2 separate regions of the Homo sapiens genome follow, and region 1 is linked to region 2. Evidence: read pairs that join two places in POLR2A ChIA-PET (ENCODE). Cell type or tissue: PC-9. All regions are shown on one strand. Each heading gives the region's core, and the rest is flanking DNA. Links, peaks and the distances in the headings are about the cores only. Region 1 has its middle 45 kb from the start of MAP3K13. Region 2 overlaps LOC107986163 (a long non-coding RNA gene).

What was found. ChIA-PET counts read pairs that join two places held together with the same protein. Peaks named below come from ENCODE experiments on the same cell type or tissue, not always from the same donor. Only the 100,000 strongest peaks of a DNase experiment are listed, where the experiment ranks them.
Region 1: POLR2A ChIA-PET joins it to region 2 with 8 read pairs; 1 of 35 experiments calls an interaction of 5 or more read pairs at or near these places.

Annotation. Positions count from the first base shown.
Region 1 is chr3:185,312,636-185,323,276 of GRCh38, forward strand. It overlaps a transcript of MAP3K13 not described here. Among named protein-coding and RNA genes, the nearest start is that of MAP3K13, 45 kb to the right of the region's middle. In PC-9, for the core only: a CTCF peak has its summit at 4,932; DNase peaks (open chromatin) are centred at 4,596, 5,246 and 5,736; H3K4me3 peaks cover 1,219 bases; H3K27ac peaks cover 3,409 bases.
Region 2 is chr3:184,735,393-184,746,033 of GRCh38, forward strand. LOC107986163 (a long non-coding RNA gene) reads left to right here. Exons shown (of 5, transcript NR_160768.1): 4 at 2,160-2,379; 5 at 3,243-3,553. Among named protein-coding and RNA genes, the nearest start is that of MAGEF1, 29 kb to the left of the region's middle. RefSeq lists an enhancer at 5,254-5,772. In PC-9, for the core only: no CTCF peak of the experiment used is centred there; a DNase peak (open chromatin) is centred at 5,259; H3K4me3 peaks cover 100 bases; H3K27ac peaks cover 456 bases.

The sequences.
Region 1 (10,641 bases), core at 3,004-7,003, 580 kb after region 2:
AGATATCAATTGTGGAAATATAGTATGCTGAAATCAAAAGCATCTTGATGCAAATAGATTACATAATTATATGCAAACTATCAGTGTGGGATGATATTTTGAATAAAGTAGAAATAGATAATAAAGTTCTCTAATGAAAATGCCTGACAGTTTATAAAGCAGCATGATTATTAGAAGGCCTATCCCCTGTTGATAGCCATTGAGAAAAAGTACATTTGAAAGTATGTTAGATGAATATAAAATTCTAACAGTACATACGGACATACTTTCTGAATTTCATAATAAAAATAATAAAGAAATAGAAAATTAGAAAAATAGCTAAGGCAGGCAGATCATCTGAGCCCAGAAGTTCAAGACCAGCCTACTCAACATGGCAAAACCCTGTCTCTACTAAAAATACAAAAATTAGCCAGGCGTGGTGGTGTGTGCCTGTAGTTTCAGCTCTCAGGAGGCTGAGGCAGGAGAATCACTTGAACCCAGGAGGTGGAGGTTGCAGTGAGCTGATATTGCACCTTTGCACTCCAGCCTGAGAGACAGAGTGAGACTCCATCTCAAAAAAAAAAAGGGGAAAATGTAGAATAAAACAAATTTCAGAAGCATTTCATATTTTCACAAAAATGAACAATAGTACAAGTTTTTTTTTTTTTTTTTTGAAATGGAGTCGCACTCTTTCATCCAGGCTGGAGTGCAGTGGCGTGATCTCGGCTCACTGCAACCTTTGCCTCCTGGGTTCAAGCGATTCTTCTGCCTCAGCCTTCTGAGTAGCTGGGACTACAGGCGCTCGCCACCATGCCCAGCTAATTTTTTGTATTTTTAGCAGAGACGGAGTTTCGCTGTGTTAGCCAGGATGGTCTCGATGTCTTCACCTCGTGATCTGCCCACCTCGGCCTCCCAAAGTGCTGGGATTACAGGCATGAGCCACTGCACCCTGCCAATAGTACAATTTTTATTTGGAGAGGTAAACACCAAATTCAGAATAGTGATTAAAGTATTAGGGAGGAGAATATGAACTTGGAAAAGTACAGTTTCCTTTCCAAGTTTGAAAAGTAAAAATTTTGTAAAATACCTGATACAGACATGAAAAACATGAAGTAGTGGTGAAAAAAAAAAAGAAGGGTGAATTATTGTGAAGTTAATGATAGATTAGAATTGGGAAGCTCTTTGGACCCTTTGGTAACCCAGAAACTGGCTACCTTCTCTACTTGTCTCTCACGGCCTCTGCACTCTAACCAAGGAGGAATGACCTTACTGAGTTTGTTAATCCCTATCTGATGGGGAATGCTGCTCTGGCAATGCCTCTGTTTTGGGCTTGGATCCCTGGGGTTTAGGGCAGCAGAATGTGTTGCCAAGAAACAATGTTTCTCAGAAGTAGAGTGCAAGATTTTCTAAGAGATCCAGATTCAGTCCTTGACCTACTGCAGTTTGCCCCTCCTCTGCACGCTGTGCACTTCTGTTGCTGTATTACCAGCTGACATTGCGAATCCTGCATTTCTGCCTGTCTTCCTAGGCTATTGGTTATTCAAGCACTCATTCTTTGGCCATAGAGGGTGCTTAATAAATGTGGAATAAATGCAAGTGAGTGCTCCCTTGTAAGACATGGAATAAAAGTGGTAAAAAAAAATTGATTATACCGCAATACATGAAATATGTGGCTAAATGAGAATTTATTTGTTTTATTTAGAAACAAGTTCTCATTCTGACTGGGGGCAGTGGCTCACGCCTGTAATCCTAGCACTTTGGGAGGCCGAGGTGGGTGGATCACTTGAGGTCAGAAGTTTGAGACCAGCCTGGCCAACATGTTGAAGCCCCATCTCTACTAAAAATACAAAAATTAGCTGGGCATCGTGATGCATGCCTGTAATCCCAGCTACTCAGGAGGCTGAGGCGGGAGAATTGCTTGAGCCCAGGAGGCGGAGGTTGCAGTGAGCCGAGATCACACCACTGCATTCCAGCCTGGGTGAGAGCAACTCCACGTCTCAAAAAAGAAAAGTAAAAAAAAAAGAAACAAGATCCCACTCTGTCACCCAAGCTGGAGTACAGTGCTGCAATCATTAGCTCATTGTAACCTAGAACTTCAGGGCTCAGGTGACCCTCCTGCCTCAAGTGATCCTCCTGCCTCAGCCTCCCAAGTAGCTAGCACTACAGGTACACACCACCACATCCAGCTAATTTTTAAACATTTTTTGTAGAGATGGGGGTCTCATCTTCTTGCCCAGGCTGGTCTCAAACTCCTGGCCTCAAGAGATCCTCCCATCTCGGCCTCCCATAGCACTTGGATTACAAGTGTGAACCACCACACCTGGCCACAATTTTTAAAAAATAACTGATACATGTTGGCCAGGTGCGGTGGCTCATGCCTGTAATCCCAGCACTTTGGGAGGCTGAGGCAGGCGCATCACGAAGTCAGGAGTTTGAGACCAGCCTGACCAACAAGGTGAAACCCAGTCTCTAAGAATACAAAAAAATTAGCCAGGTGTGGTGGCATGCACTTGTAATCCCAGCTAATCGTGAGGCTGAGGCAGGAGAATTGCTTGAACCTGGGAGGCGGAGGTTGCAGTGAGCTGAGATCGCACCACTGCACTCCAGCCTGGGTGACAGAGCAAGACTCCAACTCAAAAAAGAAAAAAAAAACTATAAATATATTACACATAGAACAATGGTCCTCAAACTTTAGTATGCATCAGAACCACCCTAGAGGAGTAACTTAACAAAAAGGGGAGAGAATGTATGTGTGTATGTCTTAACAAAAACAGATTGCTGGGTTCTACCCTAGAGTTTCTGATTCAGTAGGTCTGGTTGGGGTCTGAGAATCTGCATTTCTAAGAAGCTTCCAGGTGATGCTGATACTGCTGGTCCAGCGACCATTAATTGAGAACGACTGCATTAGAAAAATCATGGGAAAAAATATGGAAATACATAATGAAAATAACAAAATCAAATATCCCTTTCCTTCAAGTATCATTCCTTTGGGAATGGCTTCCAAAGAAATCCAAAACAAGCAAATTGTTTCACTATAACACTTAACAAATTTTGTTAGTGTACCCTATTGCAAATGGGATATTAACCACCTTTACTTTCAGGGACCTAATCTGTAAAATGAGGATAACAGTGTATCTTTTAACTAGAAATATCTCACAGGGTTGTGAGGATTAAATTATCAAGTGTTCAGAACAGTGGATTAATATATATTGCTATTATTATATTAATATTTTTGGTTAAGATACATCAAAACTAACCACAGAAAAGTGAGAAAGAGAGAAGTTCTGAATAGGAGATATTAATTTATGAGTCATTAAGGTATAGAAGATCAATTAGAGAAAGCCCTGAACAGAAAGGCAATATATTTTTGCTTACTTATAAAAATGAAATTGTATCTTAGAGGGCAAAGTGCGTCTTGATTTTGCATTTGAGAGTTTACTGTTTGATAGATAACTTCACATAAAAACCTTTGCATTGAAAAAAAATTATTTTATTGGAATTTTTTGGTTACAAATATATTTGAGCTAAAATATGTAAAAAATAAAAGAAGAGATGTTCTTGAAATTCCACTCCCCACCTCCTGGGATGCCAACATTTTTATTAATATCCTTTCAGACATCTCTCTATATTGCAATAACTTTTAAAGAAAGTGTTTGGGAAAGTAAAGGTTAGGAAATAGTTACAAATTCTTTATGTTAAATATTTTATTAATATCCAAAATAGCATCATCAAAAGTTCTTTTTTGGCTGGGTGGGGTGGCTCACACCATTAATCCCAACACTTTGGAAGGCTGAGGTGTGCAAGTCACTTGAGCCCAGGAGTTCAAGACCAGGCTGGGCAACATGGCGAAACCCCGTCTCTACAAAAAATACAAAAATTAGCTGGGTGTGGTGGCACATGCCTATAGTCCCAGCTACTTGGGAGGCTGAGGCAGGAGGTTCACTTAAGCCCGGGAGGTGGAAGTTGCAGTGAGCCAAGATCACACCATTACACTCCAGCCTGGGTGACAGACCTGTCTCAAAAAAGGAAAAAACAGTTTTTTTGTTTTGCTGACTAGATGGGAGTAGGGAGGTAGGAATGGAAGAGAGAAGTCCTTGGGAAAAAGCAATTTGATTATCTAGTCTTTTCTCTCCCTCTGTCCCCAACCACAACAATTTAATTCCAGTTTTATTTTAAAAATCAAGATTGCGGTTATATGTGGCATTAGTATCCCATCCTAAATTGGAGACGATAGGGATAGGAAACATTGTGAGCTTGGGCAGGAAGGACGATGACTGGGTTTTTAATTTGATCCTATAATTATTATGATGTCATGTTAATAGTTTAAACATTCTTGTTAAAAGACTTGTAATATTGAAAATATTCCAGCCACTGTTATAAAATAGTGTATTGAAATATTCTAGGAAAAATATTAAAAAGCAGTGCTTCCTTTGCTGGATTTCCCTGATACTCCACTCTTTCTCCATTCACTCTTGTGTGCCCTTCATGTCAACTTCTGAAACACCAATATGTTCTGTAGAAACTCAGATTATGAAATCTGAGTTACGTTTTTTCAGCCCTGAAAACAGCTTTGGAGAGGAAGCTAGATGACTAGGCTAAAATTCCAGAGCAATCTTTATTGTTCTTTCGCCTTCTGAAAATGGGGGAGAGAAGTGCCAAGGGTGAAACTAGAGGTGTGGCCAGGTCGGGGAAATATTTTGTTTCTGCTCTAAATTGTCCTTCCTGTTGCCTATGACTGGAATGATCTTCAGTGCTTTAGGGTTAGTTTCATACTTGGCTCATGCTGGAAAGGAAAGGTTTCCTGAAGCCTTTTCATAGTTTATCTGAAGTGATTTCTGTCAGTGAAAATAGGTATCTTAGAAATTCTAAAGTAAAACAAAAATGATAAATGCTTTATATTATCTAGACTTTTAGGTAGTTATACTAAGGTCACAGGAATTACGTATGGACTCAGATTCTAACTTTAGCATGATATATTAAATGTCTGACAGACTTGAAAATAGACCTGTCTTTGAATAACTTAAAGCCATATCAAGAGTAAATTTCTTGAAGTGGGTAAACGTGAAGTTTTCTATGTATAATTGACCCTACATCGTGATAATGTCAAATATATTTATACTTGATCTCTTCTTAAATGGCCTAAGTGGGGAAGGGAAACCTTTCATTTTGTGTAAAGTTTATTGATTCATCTGTGGTGTAACATTCAAGTTCAAGGTATTGAGACAGATACTACTTGGCATACCATTCTAATGCCACTTACAAAAGTGGTTTCTATTTGAAAGTTCCAAATAGATACTCCAGAACTGACAGGGGAATTCCAGCAAGGTCATTCACCCATTAAAACTTTAAAGAAAAAAAAAAAAGCGAAGGAAAAAAATTGCCTTTGTGTAAACATTAACCTATCTGCTTTTAAGTGGTTCTTTTTGTTTAATTTTTTTAATATTAAAGGGAGAGTTCAAACTGGTTTTTTAAATATTTCAAATCACAAATAATAAATTTAATTAATTTAGAAGTTAAGTTTATACCTTTGTGGTTTATTATATCTCTTCTGGGTTGGCAAAATATCCAATGCTTTAAAAAAAATGGCTTCCCATTGTGCAGCCCACAAAATACAAGAGACAGAGTACAGGCAGGAAGGAATTCTTAAAGCGTCTGTGGTATGTTATCCTTGGTAGTTATATCAGTTGAAACATACCAAGTTCTTGCTCTTGCAGCTTTATAAACCTGCCTGACAGACAGTCATTTGACTAAGCAAACATTGCTGGAAATACATGATGAATTAAAGTATTGTCATTCTGTAAATGTCTTTTGTGAGGTCTAGATACACAGTGAAATGTTGACTGTTTAGAAAATAGCAAAAGCAGTTATTCATCCCTAGGCTGGCAGTTTATTCAGTCCTGAATCTTGAAATTCATATTTCATTTAATGTTAAAATTCTCACATATGGTGCCTCATAAAATGATAGCACATTGAATTTAGTTTTAATTTTAATTATGTTGGTAGCTTTCAAATCTTTTTTGTTGGAGTTGTGTGAGTCTGTAGGGGCTTCTGTGAAAGTTTCTATATAATTTATGCTTTCAGTCCCTCCTGTTCCACAGACTCATACTGCTGCAGAGATGGCAGATACATTCATTGTCTACTTTGGACAAAATAGAGCTTTTAAAAAATGTTTATTAAATGTTGAGTAGATACAAAATATTTATAAAACATCTGTAAGGCTTATGGAATAACTATACAGAGAACATTTGTGTACCTACAGCCTAGTTTAAGAAAGCAATATTACCATTACTTCTAGTGTCTCCTGTGGGCTCATTCCTGATTCTATACTTTTCTTGTACCCTCAGAAGTAACCAGAGTTTTAAATTTTGTGTTAATAATTCTCTTGCGGTTCTCAATGGTTTTATCACATTTCTATATATCCCTAAACAGTATATTGATTAGTTTTTCATGTTTTTGAACTTTATAAAAATGAAATCCTATTGTATGTCTTTTTCTGGGACATGCCTTTTTTTAAAAAAAAATCTACATTATAGCCTTAGATTTATCCATGTCAACGCTTATAGCATTCCTCATTAGTTTTCACTGCTGTATAATGTAGCATTGTAGGAGTATTACAGAATTTCCTAGCAGATGAGTTGATGGATGAGCATTGTGATGTTTCAGTTGTTAGTTATTACAAACATTGCACCTAAGTATACATATATTCCTGTGTTTGTATCTACCGCATATATGCAATCATTTCTCCATCAATGTTCCCTAACCTTTCTTGTGTCACGGCACACATAGAAAATGATAGATGATATGTGTGCAATACACCAGGTTAAAGAAGTAAAGCTATGTCCTGGCCTGGGGGCTTCTGCTGAACTAGAGAGCTGAGTTCCATATCTGGGCACACCTGTCACCCATTCATTGCATACTAGGGTGCCTTGGCACACCAGTTGGGAAGCTCTGCTAGTGTGTGTGCCTGGGAGTAGAATTGCTGATTATAGGTGAATGCTTCTTCAGTCCTTCTAGGCTAGATACCAAATTGCATGGTGGTATTAATTATTTCACTTAACTGACATCTAAAGTGTTTGTATCAATTCACGTTCTCTAAATATATTTAAATCAACAAGATTTGAGAATTCTACCAACCTCCTAATTATGAATGTTAAGTAGGAAAAGAAATAATTATTCCCTAGGATATCAATTCAGATTTGCTTTCTCGAAACATGATAATATCAAAATTCTTTGACAATGTGACAGCAGAGAGTTGTAGGTAGTAGGCAATGTTAAAAAGTGACAACATGCCCCGTAGTTGTTATTAATTGTGAAAGCCACAGCTTAAGCGAAATGAATTACTTATGAGAGCTGTAATTCTGTCTTCCAAGTTGGGTATTGCATTGGCTTTTTGTTTCTTAGCCTCAGGGACTGTTTTCAGATAATGTATACAAGATGGAGTAATGAAAACTATTTGCTATGTAAGTAACTTTTTTTTTTTTTTTGAGAAGGAGTCTTGCTCTGTCGCCCAGGCTGGAGTGGAGTGGTGCGATCTCAGCTCACTGCAACCTCCACCTCCCGGATTCAAGCAATTCTCCTGCCTCAGCCTCCCAAGTAGCTGGGATTACAGGCGCCCGCCACCACGCCCAGCTAATTTTTGTATTTTTAGTAGAGATAAGGTCTCACCATGTTGGCCAGGCTGGTCTCAAACTCCTGACCTCAGGTGATCCACCCACCTCAGCCTCCCAAAGTACTGGGATTACAGGCATGAGCCATTGTGCCCGGCCTAAGTAAGTGACTTTTAGTGTAGAAAGGCAAACCTTAAGAAACGAGCTAGTTTATCTTGACTACTCTTAAAATTGGTTTTCTTTTAAACAGTAGAGATCTCAATCAGAATTACATTAGGTTAATAAATGATAATAATTTCTCCATTCAAATGACATCAGACTAGATGATTGATTTTAGAAAAATTACAACCTGACATAGGTTTCCCATGGCATTTTCAAGAAGCTTCTGGACATTACCTCCACGGTTACCATTCTAATGGCTTGCTCATAGACAAATGTAAAAGAAATTTTTACTTGGTGGGAGTATTACCTTCCGGCTTGCAGGCTGAGGATATTTTAAATTAGATGGAAAATATGAGAGCAAAGATTTCAAACTCATGCTTACCCTGGTTTATGAAAATCTAATGCCAAATTTGTATTTTAATTTATTTGGCAGAGATTAAACTGCAATTTAAATACAGATTAAAACTGCATTTTCATTTTACTGGTATACTGTGTACTACACTTAAGTCAGGGTCTCAGTTGTTTTTATATAAATTAGGATTGGAAGCATAGTACCAATTCTGGAATTAACACCTATAGTATGTGACAGTAGTGCATGTGTGTGTGCGTGCATATATACATGCATGTATATATACATATGTGTGTATATATTATATGCGTGCACACATATACACATGCATGCACACACATATGCGTGCACACATATACACATGCGTGCACACACATATGCGTGCACACACATATACACATGTGTATATTACATATATGCGTGCACACACATATGCGTGCACACACATATACACATGTGTATATTATATATGCATGCACACACATATGCGTGCACACACATATACACGTGTATATTATATATATGCACACACAGATATGCACATACCATGCTCTCGTGTTTTACATATGTATGTGTGTGTATAGTATTGATTGAGGCTCAATGCATATTCAACACTATCAAATAGCATTCATTAAGCATCTGGTTATAGTCAGTTCTGTAACTTCACTCTCAGCATGTAGCTAAGCTCTAGCTACAGACATATAGGATACATAATAAATGAGACTCAATAGCAAAATAGTGGTAAATATGAACGATACATTCAAGATTTTTTTCATTATTTTTCTCCTTTGAATACAAAGTGTTTATTGTGATTTGCCACATGTGGCCATATTCTTATTTTTTTATTATAAGTAACCGAGTTTTTTGATGTTTGTTTGTTTGTTTGTTTGAGATGGAGTCTCACTCTGTTGCCAAGACTGCAGTGCAGTGGCTCAATCTTGGCTCACTGTAACCTCTGCCTCCTGGGTTCAAGCAATTCTCCTGCCTCAGCCTCCCGAGTATCTGGGATTACAGGCATGCGCCACCATGCCCGGCTAATTTTTGTATTTTTAGTAGAGACAAGGTTTCACCATGTTGGCCATGATTGTTTGGAACTCTTGACCTCAGGTGATCTGTCCACCTCAGCCTCCCAAAGTGCTGGGATTATAGGCGTGAGCCACCACGCCCGGCCGTGACTGAGTTTTAATAGCAAGTACACATTTTCCTATAGCTGGCTATTATATAAGTGCTTCTTTAATTTCTACCCAAGTATCCCCTTACGGAAATGGTAAGTCAATTTATAGCCCTAGAAATAGGAAGATGACCTCCTGTAAGAACATTCTATGCTTGAAATGTCAGGATTTGTCTTTAAAAGCTCATGTAAAATTTGCATTTTTCATTCTGTTTCAATATATTTTCCCCTATATAAAGTTGATACTACAGAAAGATCTGTTCTGCGGCTTCATATACCCCAGTTTGAGGAGCACGTTAAGTGGAATTCTATTTGCCAAAGGCCTTTAAATCAGAAGGGCTTTCTTCTAGGAAAATGTTGACTTCTGTAATCTGGGTTCCGTTTAGGCTTCACTGAAAGTGAAAGAAGTTTCTTGGGTGACTTTGGCCATCAGTGGTCTCTGTCTCTTTTTGTGATCATCTTGTCATCTTTTGTGTATCTTTGTTTCTTAGACAGTGCATTTGATGGAACCCTTTTTCCTAGATCTTTCTTTTGTCTTGGTTGCCAGGAAATTACACCATCCTGCTCCTTTTCAAAATCCTCTGTCCATCCCTACTCTGTTTTCCATGCTTCTCTGGTATTACCCTGTGTTTATATTTCACAGCTCAGTTTTGGCCGCTCCTTCCTCACTCTGTATAATCTTTCTCAGTTATCTCAGTTCTGTTCTCTCATACTGTGTATCCAGATGCCTTTTGGACAATTCAACTAGGACATTTTAGAGTCACTTCACACTTTGCCTTTATAAACTCACTCTCACATCCCCGGTGCCTTGCACAGTAGGTACCAACAAATATTTATTGAATGAATGAGTTAAATGAATCTCACTCCCTTCATCTCATTTCTGTCTTTTGTCACTGGTGTCACTGTTCTGATCTCTCTTTGATATTGCAAGTATTTTTTATTTTTTCTTTTGAAATACATTTTATATTTGATTATTTTCACTGTAATTTCATTATCTTTACCCTAATGTAGGCCCTCGTCACCTCATGCCAAGATTACTTCCACAGTTGCCCATCTGACCTTTTTGGTTCTAACTTCTCCTTTCTCCAAGCCATTTTCACTATAGCTGTTCTAATAATTTTTAAAATGTTTGTTTATTGGGAAAAAAGTCTATCTATTGTTTTAATAAACTTTTTGTTTTTGAAATAGTTAGAGATGTATAGAAAATCTGCTAAGATAGTACAGAAAGTTCCTGTAGAAACTTTACCCACCTTCTCCTGATGTTAACATCTTACATAACTATGGCTCATTTATCAAAATTAAGAAATTAACATTGGTACATGACTATTAACTAAAAGCCAGACTTTATTTGGTTTTCACCAGTTTTTCCATGA
Region 2 (10,641 bases), core at 3,451-7,450:
CCTGCGGCCCCCGGCTGCTTGCTGACCAGAATGCCTGCGTTCCACCCTGTTCTGCCATCTGATGCCTGCCTGAGTGTCTGCACTGACTCCTGTCTCTTGTCTTCCTCTGACCCCTGAGCAGCACAAGCCCCTAAGCCTCAGCATGTCCCCACAAGCCCCAAGCCCTGCCTCATGACCCTTGCCTGGTCTCACCCCACTTGAGTGGACATTTTCCAGCCTTTTCCCTCAACATCTCTCAACTTGGACTCTGCTCCCCATAAAGCAGAATCAATGACTCACCTAATAATATGTGCTGGGAGTCTATGTGCAAGACATTGTATAGGGCACTGAGACCTCCCAGCTGTCCCCTGACTCTCAGGCCCGCCATCTCTCACTCTTTGTGGTTGGTTTTTGCTGTTTTCCTTGATTCCTATTAGGGCAGCAGAAGCCCCTCCATGCTGCCCACCTCACTAAAGGCCTTGTAGGTTTTGTTTTGTTTTTTGAGACAGAGTCTTGCTCTGTTGCCCCGGCTGGAGTGCAGTGGCACAATCTCGGCTTGCTGCAATCTCCACCTTCTGGGTTCAAGCAATTCTCCTGCCTCAGCCTCCCAAGTAGCTGGGATTACAGGGGCGCACCACCACACCCGGCTAATTTTTGTATTTTTAGTAGAGATGGGGTTTTGCCATGTTGGCCAGGCTGGTCTCGAACTCCTGACCTCAGGTGATACACCCACCTCAGCCTCCCAAAGTGCTGGGATTATAGGCCTGAGCCACCATGCCTGGTCGGCCTTGTAGGTTTTGAAGCCTACTTGGAGGTCTCTAAGTCAGGGCTTCCCAATGTTCTTTGCACACGAAGGAATGGATACTGTCTGTGTGACACACTGCAGGAACTGCTGGCAGCCTGAGAAGGGCCAGCTAGGGGGTCCAGACACCCCAGGCCAAGCCCCAAGGGCTAAAGGGATGGGTCAGGTCTCTGCTCACCTGGAACCCATTCTGTTGAGAAGCTCTCCTCTAAGCCTTGACTATAAAAATATTAATAGCTTCTTTTTATTGAGTGATTAAAATGTGCTGGGTGGTGTGTGAGGCATTCTATATACATTGTCTCTGTAGTGACGGGAAGTCATCATCATCCCCATTTTATAGATGAGGACTGAGGCTCAGAGATTCAGCAACTGGCCCAAGGGCGTTACCTCTCTGAACTTCTAATGTGCTTAAAAAGCAATGTCAGTGTCAAGTGATTTACCCTACAACATTCTTTGTTTCCTCTATATATTGGTTTTTTTTTTTTTTTTTTTTTGGAGTTGGAGTCTCACTCTGTCCCCCAGACTGGAGTGCAGTGGCTCAATCTTGGCTCACTGCAACCTCTGCCTCCCGGGTTCAAGCCATTATCCTGCCTCAGCCTCCCGAGTAGCTGGGATAACAGGTGCCTGCTATCACGCCCGGCTAATTTTTGTTTTTTTAGTAGAGACGGGGTTTCACCATGTTGGCCAGGCTGGTTTCAAACTCCTGACCTTGTGATCCACCCCCTTCGGCCTCCCAAAGTGGTGGGATTACAGGCATGAGCCACCGTGCCCAGCCTCCTCTATATGTTCTCATCTTGCAACAAAACAGGGAGCTCTTCATGTCTAATGCATATTTTCATCCCTACTCTGCATCACACACTTAGGTGTTCCATGGTTATTCTCCAGGTCCTTCTGAGAAGCCCACACAGCTCCTTAGGCCCAGCCCTCACCACTTCTGTCCCAGAGGAGTAAAACCCAAATGCCTTCCATAAAGGAGGCCAGACCTTTTATGCAGGGAGGGTGTTTGGGAAGAAGAATGAGCTGCCAGCAGGCTGCCTGGTGACTGTGGCCTTATGGGAATCAGGATGTTTCCAGGTCAAAGGCTGCAGGAGTTCCTGTCTCTTTGCTCCTCCTCAGCAAGGGATCTGCAACATGCTCATTCCACGGTCATGGCCTCGGGGGATCTTTTCCACTTTGGGTATTGAGAAATCTCTATAAAGATGATCCTGTCTTTATGCCCAGCACCTTATGGCAATTCTTGAGAGAGGGAGAGCGTCAGGGAATTGAGAATGGGGTGCAGTTGCCTCACTCCTGCCTCCATTCTGTTGTGTATAATACGGAATGTTAGGGTCATGTGACACTAGAAATTGCCAAGCTGGTCCAATCTCTCCATTTATAGATGGTGAAGCCAAGGCCTGAAGACCTTTCCTGCAAGGTCGCAGAGGAAGAGGCAGAAGAAGGACCAGAACCCAGCTCCCCTGACTCCCTATCCAGTGCTCTTCTCATAGATTACATTGCTTCAGCATCCACCTGGCTATTGCTCCATCCAGGGGTTACAGGAGTCACTGACTGTTTTGGTTGCTTCTTGGTTGGAGGATGTTGTGCCTCACCGATGAGAGGTGGGTATTGGTGGGCAAGGCCACTAAACAGGTCAAAAATTCAATTGTCCCCACATGGCCTTATTGGCCCCTGCAACACTGGGCAAGTTGACAGACGGGTTGTTTGTGATTGCCAGTGCCACGCTCCCTGTATTCCCATTGTCTGGAAATGTGGCAGGAGGGCAGTTGCCTCTATTTTGAAGACTGCAGTTGCTATGGACCCATCAGAGGCACAGACATTCTAGCGAGTAGATCTCTGGGACCGGCTGTTCCTCAGCCTGGCAGGACTGGTAGAGTTAACTGCGAACTGCTCTCCTCCCCATCTTTGCAATTTCTTCCAGAGAGAAGGAGCGAGCACTCTGCCATCTACATATTTTCAGCTGAGTTATATTTTGCATAAAGTAAACTTAGCAAACAGAGAACACAGTGAGAATATATTTGGCTTTGAAGCGTCAGTGCTCTGACAGGCATTTCCTATTAGCTATCTCAGAGCCGACCAGCCCGGCTGGGTTTTGCTTAAGTGGCATAATTCTCCTGCAGTGGAGACAGCTCATTCATTAGTCATTCCAAAAGCCAGATACAAAATATCCTTCTCTAAGCCAACTCCACCAACCAGCTCCCCAGCCCGGGTGGAACAATGAAACTGTGAGGCTTACCAGCCTGGCAAAGGTCAGCCGGAGAGCTACCTGTCTGCGGGCTTTGGAAGATAGCTTTGGCTTCAGCCTTTCATTTCCCTCAGGAACAGGAAGGACGCGTCTTCCTCCTGTTGGCAGAGGCCTTAGGATCCTTACCGAGGGTGGGCTTCTTCCCATTTCACTACAGCGTCACTTGCAACGGCACCAAGCCCTGATTTAACACACTCTGTTTTGTTTGTGTTTTTTTAGCCGGAAGCAAAGGTACCAGTTCTTAGAGGAAGCATAGGAATGTGTCCCTTCCTGCTCGGGTCTCTCAACTGAACTCAACCCTTCCTTGATTGATTGACAAGCATGTTATCTCTCATAATCCCTGCCCGGTAAGGGCTGATGTCCCCATTTTACAGATGAGGATATTGGAGCTCAGAGAAGTGAAATGATTGCTGAAGGTCACACAGCCTGGCTTCAAGCCTCTCGGGCTCCAAAAGGCATCTTCTGTTCTCTCCGTCAGGAAGCCTCTTTTGGATGATTAACTGAGATTAAAAATGAAAAGACACATGAAAGAAAGGTCCTTTTTTTCAACCTGACAAGAACTAAGAATGCCTCTGTATTCCAGGCACCCAGACCAGGGTGGGCTGGAAAGCCAGCCAGAGAGAAAGCAGGAGAAAGAAAGCATGTTCTAACAGGAAGGTTAAAGCACCCTGGGATGTGAGTTGGGGTGGAGAAGTGAAGAGGGCAGTTCTCACAGGGGCAGAGCTTGGTTTGGGGTAGGCTAGGAGCTGGGACCAGAAGAGGGACAGGGAAGGGTTTATTGTGGGTCCACGGCCCAGCTCCACTGCATGGGCCATCTGACAGCGCCTGACCGAGCAGAATGCCAGGGTGTAAAGACCCCACTAATACCCAGTCAATGAGAGGAACGCCAGAGGAGCACCCAGAATGTTCTTGTGCAGAGGCAAAGAGCAGGAGTTTGTGACCACAGCTGGCAGTCCATGTCATCCTCACTGAACGACCTCTTAGCATTCCAGGTGGACAAACATATTCACAGGTGCCCAGACAAATGAGGTCTGCGGGAGAGAGACAGGCTACATCAGAGGTAGACTATGTATTTACATAAAGTAGGAATAAGAGTCTCAGAAGCCTTCCAAAGCAGATGTCTGCTTAAACCTCTTGAGCGGTGCCCTCCTTAGCCTGGAAGGAAGGCCTTGCTCAGGTAGTCTCAACCCGCATCTGTGGTGTGATTTAACACCTTCCCCTTCATTCCACCACACTCTATCTCAAACTATCTGTTGTTCTCAAACACACAGAACACTTTCACTCCACCAGCTCTTCCACATGTGATTATCTTTGCATGTACTTCATCTTTCTCATCTACAGCCCCACCTGGCAAACTCCTACTCAGCCTTCAAAACCCTGCCTAAATGTCACTGAATCTGGAAGCCTTCTTCATCTTCTCAGTACACATTTGTCTGTATTCCTGATCCTTTGTCTATAACTCTGGTAAATCATTGATCCTAGTGCACTGTCAAGAACTTGTCCTATTTTATCTGTAGATTCCCAGAGCCCAATCAAGATCCTCACATGTAGAAAGTAGTAGATCAATTAAATAAAGCAAGCACAGCCAGAATGGCTGGGAATTTGAGAGCATGTGCCCCAGAATGATTGTACCTCAGACCTGGAAGAAAATGTGGAGTTGATCTAAGTAAACCTGATGTTTGAACGCCTCATCTGCATTCACAGCCTGAGGTAATATACATAAACCACCTAATCTAGTAACTGGCAGGTATTAGTCAGTGAATGGTGGCTGATATTTTTGTTTTTGTTGTCATTTCTTCGGGAATCAAAATAGACATAGAAGAATTCGCAGAAAGAGCAACAGATCTGCAGTTGGGGCTGTGGCTCTGCCTCTGAGACTCTCCCTTTATGACTTTGAACAAGTCATTTCACCCTCATGAGGCCTCGATTTCCTCATCAATAGTTTGGGATACAACTAGGTGTCCTGTAATTGGTGCCTTTCAGCTCTAATCAAAACAAAAACAAGACCCAAGCAAACATCATCACTGACAGATCTGAGGGAATCCAGCTCAGATCTTCCTGGTGTCATCTCTGATCAGAAATCAGGGAACCAACCCTGACCTTAATGGCCCTTCTAGGGGTGTGCTCTTCCCCTGGGCAGAGCCAATCCCCAGGGAAGCAGAAACTCCTACTTGCCAAACTCCTGGCCAGTCACACCCGCTTTGCCATCCTGGAGAAGGAGGGACTGTTGTGGAGCTTGTGGCAAAATCCCTCTTCCTCCCCCAAACACAGCTATGATTAGCTGTGTCCTCACCACGAAACTGCAGGGGTGTGTGCGGGTGAGTCATAGCTGTTCAAATCACATTTATAGAGAGCTCGCATGGCAGGGGGCTTGGTGGCTGTCAGAGGCACCCCAGTTCCCTTTCTCTACCCCCAACAATTGCTGAGATTTTAGGACCCAGGCATTTGGGTTACAGAGTTTCAGAATCATCTGCTGATGCCACCGGCTTCTTATGCCAGGCCCCAGCCACCCAGAGCGGCTCCCCTGGAGGAGGAGGGGGCTTGGTCCTCATCCCATTGCCCATCCCATCCCACCTGGGAGAGCTGTCCCAGGGTCAGCCCCAGGCCTGAATTGTCACTGTCTCTCACCACCCTCTCCCTGGGGCCTGCCATTCCCAGGACCACTCCGAAGGAATCAGGTACTCTCTCCAGGTGCGAACCCCACAACCTCCAGGAGCCCCAGCTCCTGCCACTCCATGCCCTAGGCTCACTCGTAGCTGTTGGCACAGGTGTCCCAGCCTCTCTGAGCTGTGCACTGTGGTCTCAAATGCCCCCTCCCACTCCCTTTCCACCCAGCCATGGGGACCCTGACAGCTCCCATCGGGAGCTGAGAAAGAAGCAGAGGCCTCTTTGGTGGAGGAATCCCGGCAGGCCGGCAAGTCCCAACAGGCCGATGTTGGGCTGCTGCAGGCAGACAGTGAGTCACCTGGGTCCCCGCTGCTTACAGGACAGAGCCAGAATAATGACAATAATAATAGAGGTCCACGGTGCTGTTATTAACGCCCACCTTTCCTCCCAGGACCATGTCTCCTTTATCCATCTGACAGCCCTTGGGGCAGGGAGGGGCCGAGGGCCCAAGAGATTTTGTTGCCCTGTCTTAAATAGGGGGGAAACTGAGGCTAAAGTTGTTTCCCACTGAACTGCTAGTCCTGAGAATAGGACTCTGCCTCCTAATGTCCCCGATGCCAGGAAAGTTCTGCAGCCCCACAGTTAGTGGTCTCCTCACTGACAAAGCTCTAGGCTCAGGGAGCAAAGAGCCCACATTTCTGGATTTCTCACACTCTGTCCTCTAACCCTTACTTACAACAACAGCTCTAGGGACTAGTTATGATTATTATCCTCATTTGATGGATGAGGAACTTGAAGTTCAGAGAGGCTAGGTAAATTCCCAAGGTCATGCAGCAAAGGAGAAGCAGACCCAAGACGTGAAGCCAGGTTGGTTTGACTGTGCTCTCTCACTCAGGGTCCTGTAATCCAGGATCTAGAGTTTCCAAGTGTGGCTTCCTAGGCCTTTTGGGCCTGCTCTTCTTCCATTGCCTTCCCCACCTGGGCTCCCTCTATCTCAAGATTAGGGTTCCTCCCAGGGCCCCCTGGAGGCCAGCTTTCATTTTCATCTTGAGCAGCCGTGGAAAATTAAGGACTCAACCACTTTAATTTTGGGGTCTTAGTAATTATCTGACACCACCCACTCAACTCTACCCACTAGTTATTACAATAATAACAATAATAATTTAGAGAAGCGATGGCAATGATCACAGCGTTTACAGAATCCGGGACTGGGCGGAGATAGATATAGCCTCACACTTCCTTTTTCTATCAGTGTGGTACTAGTTTTGGGAGTAAGGACTGTTGGAGTCTAGTCAGTTCTGGCAAGGATGCCATATATCACATGACTGAATGTGCCCCTAAATGCCTGTGTACCTTCATTTCCCCCTCTGTAAAATGTGGGAAAAAGTCTTGCAAGACGATGTGCTTTCAGCTTCCTGAAATAAAGTCATGATAAGCAACCTTTTCTTTTTCGCCACCCTATAGTCACTATTTACAATGACCCAGGAGTCTGATGCCTAAATGATACATTATCTTCATGCTCCAGTCTCCCACTGTCTGACTGCCCGGCTCTTCTTTGACGAGAGATCTCACCGATTGCGGCCCTTGGCCTTAGGAAGGGTGATGGGCTGGGCTGGAGGCCTGGGCTGAGCTCTTGGGTGCAGGGGGAGCCTCAGCTTTTCCAGCCCTCATCCTCAACGGCTGCCTCTGCCAAGGCCCTGGAGCTACAGAAAGCAAGACCAGTGCCTGAGTGCAATAAATGCTTTTATTAGTCCTTTTATTAATGACGGTTGGTATTTGTTGAGAAGCTGGGACAATAGTTATTCCAGTAAGAGGATATTAAGCTCCCTCAAACAGGCCCTGTATATCTAACAGGCTCTGGCCCCCAGCCTCCCCTGACGCAGCTCTGTTACACTGCAGCACACCCCTGGCCTCCCAGCAACTCCAAGAAGGGAGAGGAGGGATGGGGGAGGTAGGGATAATCTGGTGTCATTAAACACACAGGCCTTTGTGGAGGTTACCGTACACCAACAGCAGGAAGCTTTTTCTTCCTTCTGAGAGCATAGGGAGCCTATGTGATTTTGTTTTTTTTTTGTTTGTTTTGGTTTTTTTGTTTTTTGCTACCCCTGTGCTCCTGGCTATTTTACCTCCAGAGCTGCTGGTGATAAGTTGGTAAAGGAGGACCTCCTTAAACCATTTGTTAAACCATTTGAGACTGTTCCTAGTACTTGTTTTAAGCTATTTTACATGATTTTTAATGTAATAAACACATTTATAATACTATGTGGTGGCAATGTTCTGAGTGCTTTTCAAATACTAATTTATTTAATACTCATAACGTCTCAATGAAGTAGGCACTATACTTATCCTTATTTTATAAATGAGGAAATGAGGCCCAGAGAGGTTAAGTGACTTGCCCAAGGTCACACAGCTGATAAGTAACAGAGTTAAGGTCTAGAGACGCAGTTGTCTCTAGAGTCTATGCTTTTTATCCGAAATTTCAAAACTGAGTCTGAAAAGAACTGGGAAATATTGCCTAAATTCACAAGCTTTATTGCTTTACCAAAAGGAATTAGATATTCTCATGTAGGGGATGGTATAATAAATTATAATAGAGTTCCCCCAGAATCAGAGCATCTCTGAGATGAAAGCGTCCTTGAAGGTCATCAGATCTAATCCTCTGACGAATACAAGAATACTCTCTGCAGCATCCCTGATACGTGATCCTTCAGCTTTTGGCTGAATATCTCTAGTGTCAGGGAGCTCATTACCTAATCCAGCAGACCATCCCAACTTCGGGCTGTTCTCACTGTTAGAAAAGAAAGCTCTTGGCCGGGCGCAGTGGCTCAAGCCTGTAATCCCAGCACTTTGGGAGGCCGAGGTGGGCTGATCACGAGGTCAAGAGATCGAGACCATCCTGGCCAACATGGTGAAACCCTGTCTCTACTAAAAATACAAAAATTAGCTGGGCATGGTGGCGTGCTGTCTGTAGTCCCAGCTACTCAGGAGGCTGAGACAGGAGAATTGCTTGAACCTGGGAGGCAGAGGTTGCAGTGAGCCAAGATCATGCCACTGCACTCCAGCCTGGTGACAGAGCGAGACTCTGTCAAAAAGCAAGCAAGCAAGCAAGCAAGCAAGAAAGAAAGAAAGAAAGAAAGAAAGAGAAAGAAAGCTCTTTTCTTTCTCCAGCTGGACTGAAATTTAGCTCCCTTTAACTTAAATGGACCAGCTTTGTCTTCCAGAATTGGGTGGGCAGCAGGGCAGGGGAAGCCTTATCCCTTTTGTATAGGGCAGTCCATAAAGTGCTGAAAAATAATTTTTTTTTTTTCAGACGGAGTCTCTCTCTGTCACCCAAGCTGGAGTACAGTGGTGTGATCTTGGCTTACTGCAACCTCTGCCTCCCGGGTCCAAGTGTTTCTCCTGCCTCAGCCTCCCGAGTAGCTGGGACTACAGGTGCTCACCACCACGCCCAGCTAATTTTTGTATTTTTAGTAGAGACGGAGTTTCACCATGTTGGCCAGGCTGGTCTGGAACTCCTGACCTCAAGTGATCCACCTGCCTCAGCCTCCCAGAGTGTTGGGATTATAGGCATGAGCAACTGTGACTGGCCTGAAAAATAGCTTTCATGTCTCCCTTAAATCTTTTTTTCTCTTCTGGCTTAAACTTCCTTAGTTCTTTCATGGCCATGGTCTTCATTTGTTTTTTTAATTTCCAGATTCTCAGATTCTCCATCTCCCTGTTTCCACCTCTCTCTGAAGCACCAGAGCTCATCAGTGTTCATTTTAAAGCGATGTAGGGGCCGGGTGCGGTGGCTCACGCCTGTAATCCTAGCACTTTGGGAGGCCAAGGCAGGTGGATTGCCTGAGTTCAGGAGTTCAAGAACAGCCTGGGCAACACAGTGAAACCCCGTCTCTAATAAAATACAAAAAATTAGCCGGGCGTGGCGGTGTGCGCCTGTAGTCCCAGCTACTCGGGAGGCTGAGGCAGGAGAATTGCTTGAACCCGGGAGGCGGAGGTTGCACTGAGCTGAGATCGTGCCACTGCACTCCACCCTGGGCGACAGAGCGAGACTCTGTCTCCAAAAAATAAAAAAATAGAGTGATATAGGAATGAAACACGGCACATCAGGTGTGGTCCTGCAATGCTGAGTGCAGGATCATCACCTCCCTTATCTCCCTTGTTCATATTCTACATTTCCAATGATGCAGCCTAAACTTGCCTTAGGTTTTTTGACTCTTGACTCACAATGAGTTTGCAATCAATGTGTAGCACTTTTAGCTTCTTTTTCCAAATTCTGAATTTGTACAGCTGTGCTGGGTTTTTTTGTTTGTTTTTTAAGCCCAAGGGTGGGACTTCACATTTACTGCTGATAAATTTCATCTTGTTAAATTCAGTTCCTTGTTGTAACCTATCAAGGCGGACATGGAACCTTATTCTGTTACCCTATTTTATGATTTCCTACTTGATTTTGTATCATCTGAAATTTTGATAAATATGCCACCTGTGTTCCCATTCAGGTAGTCACTAATTGTTTTTAAAGCTGGATAGGAAAATTTTCCGAGGTTGGGTTTATGGAGGAAGATGAGGCCAAGCGAGAGTGACTCTGAAGGAAAGATTTCTGTTTGGATGGATCTGAGTGACGACGAGCGCTGTGCACCTCTGGGGGTGTGAGCGGCTGGGTAACCAGGTAAAGTCTCCCATGGCATCATGCCTGCGTCAGAGCCTGTGACCCATGACGAGGCCGGAAGGCAAATACTGATAGCGCCCAGTTCATAGAGCTGATTGTTTCCTATATCCTCTGCTGACAAGTGTTGAGGGTGTGAAATAGAGGATATCATAAAATAGAAGCAAGGCCCATTGTGAGGCGACAAACAGGACTTTCAGATCAGAAAAAGCCAGGTGCTTGCTGTCAGCATCAAGACCTCCAGAAGTAAAAAAGAAGACATTCTTGGAGCAAAAGTAGAATGGACAAAAAAAGTGCTTTAGCACACTGCTTGGAGTTTGAAAACATTTTTCTCCACTTAAACAACCC